Regions from separate parts of the Homo sapiens genome. Here all the other regions are linked to region 1. The links are chromatin contacts, found by Hi-C or POLR2A ChIA-PET in ENCODE. All regions are on one chromosome and are shown on one strand. Each heading gives the region's core, a stretch centred on a gene start or an enhancer-like site at or near the end of the contact. The rest is flanking DNA. Distances are from core to core; before and after follow the strand shown. Region 1 overlaps GALNT10 (polypeptide N-acetylgalactosaminyltransferase 10). Region 2 overlaps ANXA6 (annexin A6). Region 3 overlaps CCDC69 (coiled-coil domain containing 69).

Region 1 (3,709 bases), core at 644-3,143:
TTTAACATTTCTGATTTTCAAATATCTCCGTCTGTAAAGGAGACTAATATTAGAGCTTTGTGAGAGCTGGAGATGGTGTCAGTAAAGTAAGTAGCACACACTGGACACTCAGAATTGTTACTAGTATTGCCAAACACAGCAGAAACCAGAACAGGCTGGGCAGAGAGGCCTCTCTCTGGAGGCAAAGCCTCGAGCATCCCAAATGCCTTAGAGCTGATATCCTGCCTATTCCATGCAGCCCCTCAGCCCCGGCCCCTGCTTTGACCGAGGCTGATTTTCATGTGCAAAGCCTTGAGTTCAGTCTCCCATGAAGCACCAAGTCAGAAACACTGTCAGCCTTTCCAAGCGGTAGATTTGTGGCTCCAGCCAAAAAAAACCAGGACCCCCTCAATCTCCAGAAGACAAAGGGGAGCCAATACTAATAACACCTTATTTTCTTATAGTACTGGGTACTTTTAGAAATATTCTAGCTGTATTAATCCATTCTCACACTGCTATAAAGAACTGCCTGAGACTGGGTAATTTATAAAGAAAAGAAGTTCAACTGACTCACAGTTCCACATGGCTGGGGAGGCCTCAAGAAACTTACAGTCATGGCAGAGGGGGAAGCAAACACATCCTTCTTCACAAGGCGGCAGGAGAGAGAAGTGCTGAGCAAAGAGGAAAAAGCCCCTTATAAAACCATCAGATCTCATGAGAACTCACTCACTATCATGAGAACAGCAGCATGGGGGTAACTGCCCCCATGATTCCATTACCTCCCACCAGGTCTCTCCTATGACACCTGGGGATTACGGTAACTACAGTTCAAGATAAGATTTGGGTGGGGACGTAGCCAACCGTATCACTAGCAACGTGGGATAGGAAGTATAGCTATCACTCCATTGTTTAGATGGGGAATAGGGCTCAAAGAGGTTAAATCAGCACTGTCCAATATAATACAAGCTGCATATGTGATATTATTTTCTAAGGTAAAGAGAAACAGGTAAAATTCATCTTAATAATGTATCTTATTTAAACCAGTATACCTCAAATATTATCGTTTTAACATGTAACCAACACTTTAAAATTATTAATGAGTTCTTTCATACTCTTTTCATCCTAAGTCTTGGAAATCTGGTGTGTATCTCACACTCACAGCACATGTCAGTTCATACCAGTCACATTTTAAGTGCAGAGTCATCACCTGTGGCCAGTGGCTTCCTTCCTGGGTAGCACAGGGTTAATGGTTAAACGCTGCATCTCAGGTCACACAGCAGGTTAAGGAAAGCAGAAATGAGAGTGAGGGTTCCGAATTTCTCACGCCCTGTTCTTTGCATGCATCACCTGCTTCTCGAGTGTTCCTGCCTGCCTGGAGGCAGTATATTGTGGTGGCGAGGGGTGTGAACTGTGGCTTAGATTAGAGATTCACATCCCAGCAGTGCTGCTTTTTAGCCATGGGGCCTTGAGCAAGTTCCCTGTCTGCACTCCAGTTTTACATGTGTAAAATGGTGATGATAATGAGGCCTGCCACATGAGGTCGAGGTGAAGAGTAAATTCATTTTATTAATAAATTAGCTCCGTACAGCACCCGGCATATTCAAGCCCTCAGTAAATATTCAGGGGCTCCCCTTTTAAAGGAGTCCTGCCTGTGCTGTAAAGGCTCATCTGCTACTGGAAGGAGGAGCTGCTTGGGCAGCTTTTGGGTTGACTAAGAGCTTATTCGATCAGCCTACTTCCCATGAGCTTGCACTTCCAGGGACCAGGAGGGGGAATGGAGGTTGCTGCTGGAATGTTTGGATTTGAGGGTTTGGAGTTTTCCAGTGCATCCAGACAAGGATGCAGCCACTCTGATAGCTTTTCACACAGCAAACGCTGGTTGGCCCCTACCAGGTGCCAGTCTTGTGCGAGATACCCTGGGGGACGCTGACAGTCAGCAGCATGACGTTTCCTCACTTAGCACGGTGCCAGGCGGACTTCCTGTTCCCGTGGGTACTGCATGATTTGTCGTCTCTGTGTCCTTGCTGACGTTTTATCCTCCCCTCAGTGCCTTTCCCTCTCCCAAATTTCCTCTTGTCCAAACCCACTTAAATGCCACCTCCCCTGAGCCTCATTCCTTGACCCTTGCCCCAGCCATCCTCCTTACCCCAAAAGCTGGAAACAGACACACTCCTTTCAGATTCCTGTAATGCTGTCTCTACCTCCCGGAGTCCCTTATGCACCCTCTGTCTTGAGGGGGCTGCCCCACTACACCAACATCTCCTGAAGGACTCTCATTGACCTCGAGATTCTTCCAGCACCTCCCTCACAACTGGCATGGGATGAACAAACTCATTAGAGAATGAATGAATGGAGTTAATCTTATCTCCCAGTTTAACTGAAAAGACAGAGACAGTGGCTTCTTCTGTAAACACCACAGCAGAACAAACGTCCATGCTGGCCTACTGAGTAATAGTTGTCAAAGGAGCATGTTCAAAAACACAGAGCCCTAGGCTGCCTCCCGCAAGGATTGTTTCAGCAGGTCTGAGGTGGGGCCCAGCGAGCTGTATATTTTTTCATCTCTCTAAGAGATTCTACAACACAGACAGGCTTGGAGAGACCCCCAACTTGGACCATTTAACTAGTGAGAGGACTAACATGTACATATTTATGATGCAGCTACAGGGCCCATGTGGACAAAGTACTGTGATTTCATTTCACAAGTACTCTTAGGTGTTAATTGTGTAAAGGAACTTCGGGTCCCATTTGGTTAAAATGTAGCTCTTATGAAAGGAAGTTGTAGGAAAGAAAGGGGGATGCCTGGAAGGGCCTTGGATTCCCTGGAAGACACTTGGACTGTGTTCAGGGAGCAGCATGGAACACCGCCGCTGGGGGAATGGCATTATCGGGCCACATGAGAGCATGTGGCCAGGACATCTGCACCTTCACACCATGTTCTTCTTCTCTGACAGGTCTCCCGTGATGGCCGGTGGACTGTTCGCCGTGGATCGGAAGTGGTTCTGGGAACTCGGCGGGTATGACCCAGGCTTGGAGATCTGGGGAGGGGAGCAGTATGAAATCTCCTTCAAGGTGAGCCAGCTCTCCAGACGCCCCGTTCTTGGCACAGCCTCCTGAGTGCCTGTCCCAGTAGGTGTCTCAGCTTCTGCCTGAGCTTGGAAAGACTGGAGGCCTCAGGGTTCTGTAGCCCTTCTGCCCATCAGGTGAAGAAGACAGGGGCTCATGGGCCACTCTTTGTTGTGGGGTGGGGGGGTGTGGGAGGGAAGGGGAGTACTCTCCAGCTGCCAAAGGCTGGTCCTCACCACAGCTCTGACTGGCATTTGCCTTGTGTCTTCTTAAGATGTTGGAATAAGGTCTTGCTTCTACTCAGATGGCAGGTCTGAGATTGAGATGTCCAGCAAATAAGCAGTGGGCCAGAGAAGCTAGGAAGGCCAAACAGGATACGTAGGCCTAGAGGAGTCCTCTCAGTCACCCCAAGTTTTCCCTTTGTACCTGTTGCTCTAGGAGTTTGACAAAGACCAGTGAGCATAAGCTCCAGTTGTAAAGTTACAAAGGCCTGGATTCAGATCCCAGCTCCATCATCAGGAGCTATCTGACTTTGGGCAAGTTAGATCACCCCCCCGAGCTTTCTTTCCTCATCTGAAATAAGGGAATAATAATACTACCTAGCTTACAGAGCTATCGTGAAGATTAAATGAGATCATGTCTAGAAAGTGCTTAGCATACAACCTGG
Region 2 (3,709 bases), core at 818-3,317, 3.3 Mb before region 1:
AGCCAAGACAGGGGTGAGCCAAGGGTCCACAGAACATCATTTGAGTCTCTGGACTCAGAGCTAGTCCTGTAGTTTTCAGTTATAGGAGCCAACATCTCCTTTTGTGTTTATGCCAGTTTGAACTGAGTATGGGAGGAGTTCTACCAAGAAGTTACAGCTAATCCACCTGGGCTTATGAGGATCACCTGTATCCCTATTGGCACCCGCAGACACTAGACCCCCTGGTGCCACACTGTACCTCCATGGCCTTCTTCAACTGCTTGGCATCGTAATGGGCCGGTGGCATCATGAGCCCCAGAATCAGCCTTGCCAGGTCTCCAGAGATCTCAGACTTCAGGTCAGTCATTAAGTCCTGCAAAGGGCAGAGCCACAGTCATGCCAACATCAGCACTTGCCCACACATGACTCAGGATGGGAGAGATGGAAAGAGAAAACAGGGGTTCCACATGAGGGATCATGGAAGCTTGTGTCTGTCTTTGCTGATGTTGTACTTATTATTTAGATGAAGCCAAAGAGGGTAGGGAAAAAACAACCAGGAGGAAGACCCACTCTCCTTGACACAGGAGACAGGAACGGGAAGGCAGCAGAGCTGAAGGACACTGTTTCCACTCAGGGGGAAATGCATCAACCTAAGCCAGATGCCACCAATGTGCAATAATCCCTGACACTCAGTTGGGGCCTTGAAGCCAGCTCTGTCTGTGCAGAGGAATTGCAAGATGCCCAAAGCACACTGAAAACAACTCATAGCCCTGATCTTGGCCCCATGCTGTGCCTCTGAGTCCACTGAGCAACTCACACAAGTGTTGCCCATCACAAGGAACTGGGGGCATGGAAAGATATGTCTGCCCAAACCCAGTGCTGGAGACACTCTGAGATCATATGACCACACAGGGTCCCTCTGCCATGAAGACCCTGGTGCCCAACTGTGCAGAACCGATGGGGACAGGCTGAGCTCAATCAGGCAAGGTGCATGCATGTTGCACAGAGAGCCCAGGAGGAGGTCCTTACCCGGCCAAAGTGAGACTTGAAGGTCTGCCGGATCTGCTGCCGCTGGACATTGCTGCGGTGCGTGATGATATCGATGATTGTGTCTTCGTCAGTCCCTGAGTCACCAAAGCCACATGCCTCAGAAGAAGGCCTGTGGCTCTCGGCTTTCCCCATGCACCGCCCACTGATGGCCCCTCATCGATCTTTGTCAGGGTAGAAGCCTGGCTAAGCGGCCATGTGCTCCTGAGTCCCTGCAGTCCGCTTGCCTATGGCTCAGGCCACTGATTTCTGCTGGACTCCTCCCTCCCTTTCCTTTTGACACGCTGAGGAAAAAGGACAGCTGGGAGGTAGAGAGCACTGGGTTGGGAGTCAGTGCCTCTGAGTTCTAGTTCTGGCTCTGGCAATGGCTGCCCACCCTGGGCAAGTCCCCTTCCCTTGATGGGACTTGGTTTCCACATCTGTAACATGAAGAGGCTGGAGTAGTCACCAAGGGATCCTTCCAACCCTGACAGTCCAAGTCCTGTTAGCAACTCTATGTCCTTTCTCTTCAGCTCTCTGGAAGCTGGACCCTGAGTCCCTCTAACCACAGCAGGTTGACTCTGGAAGGCATTAGAATATCACTTCCTGCTTCTCAGATTAATGCCATCAACCACAGACCCAGCACAGGGGTCTTTCATGGCATTTTTACCTCTAGCATCCTACAGTCCCAGGCGAGCTTGGCAGGTATCATCATTCCCATGAGACACATGGAAAGGAGGCTCAGGAGGGTGATGGACTTAACCTAAAGCCTCCTGGGAGTTGCTGTCAGACAGATGGGGCAGAAAGGCAAAGAAAGCCAAACCCTAGATGGCCTGTCCCAGGCTGGACTTTCTGAGCACAGGCCCAGCTGATCTGAACCTGTGGGTGCAGTACTCTTCCCACTGGTGCCAAATATAGGTCTGAAAGACCTGCCCAGCAGGGCACACTCCCACCACAGAATGAGGGAGGGCTCTTGGGTTCCAGGGTCCACAGCCCTGATTTTACACATAGGGAAATTCAGACCCAGAGTGGCGGAGAGGCTCACCCAGAGTCACACGGTGAGTCAGCAGCAGAGCCAGGGCACCATGCCAATTTTGTGACCTGGTACTTTCTTCAGTGCCAGGATACTGCTTCCAGGAGGCTGGGGGACACCTTGGTCCCTGGAAAGGGCTTCTGCCAAGTTCCTTATGAACCCTCTCCTGCCCCTCCTCTCTATACTCTGGGAGCTAGGAGGGTGGAAACTTGAGATCAAGCCTTCCTCATCCTGCAGACTCTAATTTGAAACCTCACTCCATCCCCTGCCAGCCCACGGCCAAACCCACCACACCTGCTGCCCTGGAGACCAACCCTGCTCCCTTCCCATCCCCCATACCGAGTCCCTTCATGGCTTTCCGCAGCGCTTTGGCATCTGCGTCAGGGTTGAAGTCATTGGCTGGGCGCACAGTTCCCTTCAGCTGTGAGAAGCAGAAAGAGACTCAGCAGGTGTCTGAAGGCCCCCCTGGGGACCAGGCTGAAAGACAGCATGCGAGGGTGGGAAGCTCACCCCATGAGCCCAAACCAAGCGGCGTGGGTGGGGAAAGAGGCAGAGGTGAAGCCACAGCAGACAGACCCTGCACGAGAGCTGAGAGAGAGAGAGAGAGAGAGAGAGAAAGAGACAGAAAGATATAGAGAGAGGGAGAGAGGGACTCAGGGCTGGGAGCAGGGCAAGTCCTGATCAAGAGAAATTGGCTAGGCTCCCGCCTGCCACGGGATCTGCCTCGGTTCTAGTGCCCCTTGGCTGCTTATTCCACCGGGGCATCCCCAATTCTTCTGAATCCTACCCTGCCCCCGAGGCCCCCTCTGCCTCTTAAAGAGTCATTCCCCCTGAAAAGGCAGCAGAAAAGTTCTGAAATACCAGAACAGAGTTTCCCAAATTTCAGTCACTCCTAAAGGACTTTCACTATTCCAAATTAGCACACACACTATGCCATCTCTTAATGGTTTTATGTAATTCAACTTCTTTTCTGTCTACTTAAATGCATCAATTTTTGAAGTGCATTTAAAATTACTCCCAAAAGGCAAGGAATTGTATCCGTTTTATCCTGTTACATATCCCAGGTGCCTACAACAGTGTCTGACATAATAGGCACACTCAAAAAATAATTGTTAAGTGGATTAATGAGGCTTGGCACAATGGCTCATGCCTGTAATCTCAGCACTTTGGGAGGCCAAGGCAGGAGGATCGCTTGAGCCCATTGGTTCAAGATGAGCCCAGGCAACATGGTGAAACCCTGTCTCTACACAAATTAGCCAGGTGTGGTGGTGTCCACCTGAGGTCCCAGCTACTTGGGAAGCTAAGTGGAAGGATCACCTGAGCCTGGGGAGGTGGCAGTGAGCCATGATCATGCCACTGTACTCCAGCCTGGATAACAGAGTGAGACCCTGTCTCAAAAAAAAAAAAAAAAAAAGGAATGGATGAAATTAATTTTATATAACTACCATGAATTAGGAAGTTGATACCATGTATCATAAACTGACAATTTACCACAAAAATCAACATAATAAAAACAAAAGAGGTGATATACCATGAAATTTAACATGATGCCTCTACTTGCCAGAAGCTCTGAAACTTAAAGCGAGCTCTCTCAGCTTTCTCTTTGTGAAAAAGGAAAATCAGCAAGTGTTGCAGAGACGGCGGCACCAAACCAAGACTTCCTCTTTGACG
Region 3 (3,709 bases), core at 864-3,363, 3.2 Mb before region 1:
GTTGCCCAGGCTAGAGTGCAGTGGCGTGATCTCGGCTCACTGCAAGCTCTGCCTCCTGGGTTCACGCCATTCTCCTGTCTCAGCCTCCTGAGTAGCTGGGACTACAGGTGCCCACCACCATGTCCGGCTATTTTTTTTTTTTTGTATTTTTTGTGAAGATGGGGTTTCACCATGTTAGCCAGGATGGTCTCAATCTCCTGACCTAGTGATCCACCCGCCTCGGCCTCCCAAAGTGCTGGGATTATAGGCGTGAGCCACCATGCCCGGCCAACTACCCTCAAATTCTGAGCCTCACCAGGCAAGAGTGAATTAGGCAGAAGCAACTTGGATAGAAGCCGCCCAGCTATTCCCTACCTTGGGAATCCTAGTAGGATGGAAGGTAAGAGTAGCCCTGAGGGAGGTTCAGCCTGTCCTGCAGAGACTTGAGCTAGCCCTCTTTGGGAGCCATCACTCCATTCTGTTTGTCAGCCTTCAAGGCTTGTGTATTTCTGATTAAGTGCTTTGTGTCCTCATTGTTCCTGCTTAACTTAGAGAATTTAGTAATTAAAGAAGACTCCTTAAGAGTTCACCCAGCTCCTCCGTGTCCCATACATCACAGGCCTGGCTTCCTCTGAGCATGTAGTTCTATCACACCTATCCTGGCTGAGGAAGGCTTACGGGAACCCAGAGCAGGGTTGGAAGGGCCCCAGGAGGCAGCTGACTCCAATCCCCACCTCCTTTTTCCAGATAGAAAAGCTGAGGCCCAGAGGTGGGTGGGCAGATAACTTGTCAGAAGCTGCAAAGCAGGGAAGCAGAGCCCTGGGGAGAATCCAGACTCACAGCTGAGGCTAGAGTCCTTTCCGTCCCCCTGATGCCAGGGTCAGCTTTATCTGAGTAGCTGAGCCTGTAGGGGAGAGGTGATTCTAAGTCTCAAGGGGCTCAGGTCACACCCTCCTCAATATCAGAGCTGCCTTTCCGGTGTCTGGCCCAGCACCACTAGTGCTGGGATCTAAGTAACCACAGTCAGAGCCTATTGGCCGAGGGTAGAGGCAGGAAGGAGGCGGGGAGTGTGGCCCAAGGGGCCCCACTCCAGGGCCTTCGGGGAGGAAGGGCGGGGCCTAAATGATCAGGGCTGTTGAGAAATGTTAGTGTTCACACCCGAATTACAGAAGCTCAGACAGAACACCATAAATACAGGCCTTAGCCTCCCCATCTCTAAGATGGGCAGAGATATTCTGCCAAAGTAATGCCTGAATTTGATGTCATTGAAACTCAAACACTGCCAGGGACATTAAAGATTTAATTCATCCCCTTCATATCATATAGTGTGTGGTCAACATTTCCTCACTGGCTGGAGGACAGTCCAATGTGATTGTACAACCAACTTAAAGTTAGAAGTGCCAGGCTGCACCACTCCGCTGCACCGGGGACACGGCCTATGCTCTGAACACCTGCAGGACCCCCAGAGCACACAAGTCAGGGGCGGATGTGGTCTCCACTGCTCCTATCTGACCAACTGATGAGGTGTCTCAGGGGAGCAAAGGACCACTTCCTTCTTAAATACCCCTGCACCTGGTGAGCCAGACCACAGCAGACAAGCATCAGAAGGGCCTTGAGTGCAAGGCCTCACTTCACAGACGATGACACTGAGGCCTAGAGAAAGCCTTTCTAATACACCTTATTTATTTTCTTCCTCCCTAGGGCTCCCGTTTTCTTGTCCCATATCAGCTTCCCAGGGTGTCTGCTAGTTCTGGTTGCCTCAGAGGGCCTGGAGCTGGCAAAAGCACTAGACATTATTTCTAGCATTTGGGTCAGCCTGGCAGGCAGGACCCTGAAGGAGCTGGACAGAAAATGGTGTCAGTAGCTGGATGGGGGTGGGGAAAGAGACAGGCTGAGGGCCCAGATACCTGTCTCCCAGTCCAATGGCAAACTGGAAGGCCAGAGCCAAGGTCCTAGCTTGCCATCTGAGGCTGAGCGCCTGGATACCTGTCTCACAGTCCAATGGCAAATTGAGAGTCCAGAGCCAAGGTCCTAGCTTGCCATCTGCTTGCTGTGTGACCTTGAGTGGACACTCTTCCTTTTCTGTGCTTCTGTACCCTCCTCTGCATGGCATGGAATTGTGCAATGGGATACGTAAGAGCCCTTCTGGTTTTGACATGCTGTGGATGGGGAAGAAGGGGCAGAGTGAGGTCATCTTGCTATCTCATCTTCTGTCGATCCTGTCCGGCTTGTTTGCTCTGGGCAGGGCAGAGGCAGTTTGACACACTCAGCTGTTAGCTCTGGTCATGGAGGGGGCTTCTCTGGAGAGCAGGAAAGGAGGGTCCCTTGCTCAGGAGGCCTGGGTGAGAACCTGGAGCCCTCCACACCATCCCCTGTTCTTCAGCAGACAGTGTAAGGGTGGTTGTAAAAGAGAGGGCGGGATTGCCTGAAAGCAGAGAATGACAGAGCTCAGCCATCTCCCAAGTTGCACGCAGCATGCTCCTAATTCTACAGTAGCACTGTGAACAGAAATAAGTACCCATTAGTGAGGACAAGGAGGATGCACAGGATGCTCAGGGCAGGACCATTTGCAGTAGGGAAATGCTGTAAACTGAGGACTGGCTGGATATACTCAGGGACATAATACTATGTCATTTCATTCATATGTTTAAGAGAGTGAAGTAGACCTTTATGTACAAAGATGGAAAGGCATTTGGTAAAATACCAATATCCAAACTAAACTATTTCTTTTCTGTCACCCAGGCTGGAGTGCAGTGGTGTATTCTTGGCTCACTGCAACGTCCACCTCCCAGGTTCAAGCAATTCTCCTGCCTCAGCCTCCCCAGTAACTGGGACTACAGGCATGTGCCACCATGCCCAGCTAATTTTTGTATTTTTAGTAGAGACAGGGTTTTACCATGTTGACCAAGCTGATCTTGAACTCCTGACCTCAGGTGATCTGCCCGCCTTAGCCTCCCAAAGTGCTGGGATTACAGGCGTGAGCCACCATGCCCGGCCAACTATTACTAATGATAAAAAAATGCATAGGAAAAAGTACCTAGAAAAGCACAAACTGATAACAGTTGTCATCTCCAGAGAATGGACTAAAATTACTGTGGTCAAGGAAGGGTAGCTTCCATTTTACATTTTACCTAAATTATTAGGATTTTTTTTTTTTTTTTTTTTTTTTGAGACTGAGTCTTGCTCTGTCACCTAGAGCGAGTGGTGTGCAGTGGTGCGATCTCGGCTCGCTGCAGCCTCTGCCTCCCAGGTTCCAGCGATTCTCCTGCCTCAGCCTCCTGGGTAGCTGAGATTACAGGCACGTGCCACACGCCCGGCTAATTTTTGTATTTTTAGTAGAGACGGGGTTTCACCATGTTGGTCAGGCTGGTCTCAAACTCCTGACCTCAGGTGATCCGCCCGCCTCAGTCTCCCAAAGTGCAGGGATTACAGGCGTGAGCCACCACGCCTGGCCAATTCTTAGGATTTTTAAAGCAACAACGCATTCAAGAATTACTTATATACAAAGAAATTAACAACAACAAGAAAAAGGTACCTCTCTTGGAACCTGAAAGCCTCCCCCAGAGTCAAGGTACAGACAGAGAAATCAAGGCTGGGGAAGAGAATAGTTAGCAAAAGAGGCAGAAGTGGACCCATTGTTAGAATGATGAATACCAGAGGTTGGGAAGGACGTGTGTGTGGGGTGCGGGGAATGAAGAAAGGCTGGTCAAACGATACAAACATACAGCCA

Evidence for each region. A loop is a pair of places that touch in the nucleus more often than their neighbours do. ChIA-PET counts read pairs that join two places held with the same protein, here RNA polymerase II (POLR2A). Pooled maps may share reads with other maps.
Region 2: a loop to region 1 is called in a pooled map, with 29 times the contacts of the local background. The contact joins two enhancer-like sites. A Hi-C loop is called at or near these places in 2 of 37 single-sample maps with no recorded cell type and 3 of 50 pooled maps. POLR2A ChIA-PET finds 5 or more read pairs at or near these places in 1 of 52 experiments (GM12878).
Region 3: a loop to region 1 is called in a map with no recorded cell type, with 16 times the contacts of the local background. The contact joins two enhancer-like sites. A Hi-C loop is called at or near these places in 2 of 37 single-sample maps with no recorded cell type and 3 of 50 pooled maps.

The regions. Positions count from the first base shown.
Region 1 is chr5:154,383,383-154,387,091 of GRCh38, forward strand. GALNT10 (polypeptide N-acetylgalactosaminyltransferase 10) reads left to right here. Exons shown (of 12, transcript NM_198321.4): 7 at 2,931-3,048. Among named protein-coding and RNA genes, the nearest start is that of MIR1294, 38 kb to the left of the region's middle. RefSeq lists an enhancer at 1,473-1,622. Within about 2 kb of position 1,894, at least 6 of the 41 ENCODE cell types and tissues checked have a DNase peak (open chromatin) inside an H3K27ac peak, as active enhancers do; they include GM12878, where a contact is called at or near this core.
Region 2 is chr5:151,121,909-151,125,617 of GRCh38, forward strand. ANXA6 (annexin A6) reads right to left here. Exons shown (of 26, transcript NM_001155.5): 15 at 2,378-2,459; 16 at 1,009-1,103; 17 at 239-352. Among named protein-coding and RNA genes, the nearest start is that of ANXA6, 34 kb to the right of the region's middle. RefSeq lists an enhancer at 1,937-2,437. Within about 2 kb of position 2,068, at least 21 of the 41 ENCODE cell types and tissues checked have a DNase peak (open chromatin) inside an H3K27ac peak, as active enhancers do; they include GM12878, where a contact is called at or near this core.
Region 3 is chr5:151,213,283-151,216,991 of GRCh38, forward strand. All of the region lies in intron 1 of CCDC69 (coiled-coil domain containing 69), which reads right to left. All of the region lies in intron 2 of LOC105378230 (a long non-coding RNA gene), which reads left to right. Among named protein-coding and RNA genes, the nearest start is that of CCDC69, 9.0 kb to the right of the region's middle. RefSeq lists enhancers at 286-335, 346-425, 1,206-1,255, 1,606-1,665. Within about 2 kb of position 2,114, at least 11 of the 41 ENCODE cell types and tissues checked have a DNase peak (open chromatin) inside an H3K27ac peak, as active enhancers do.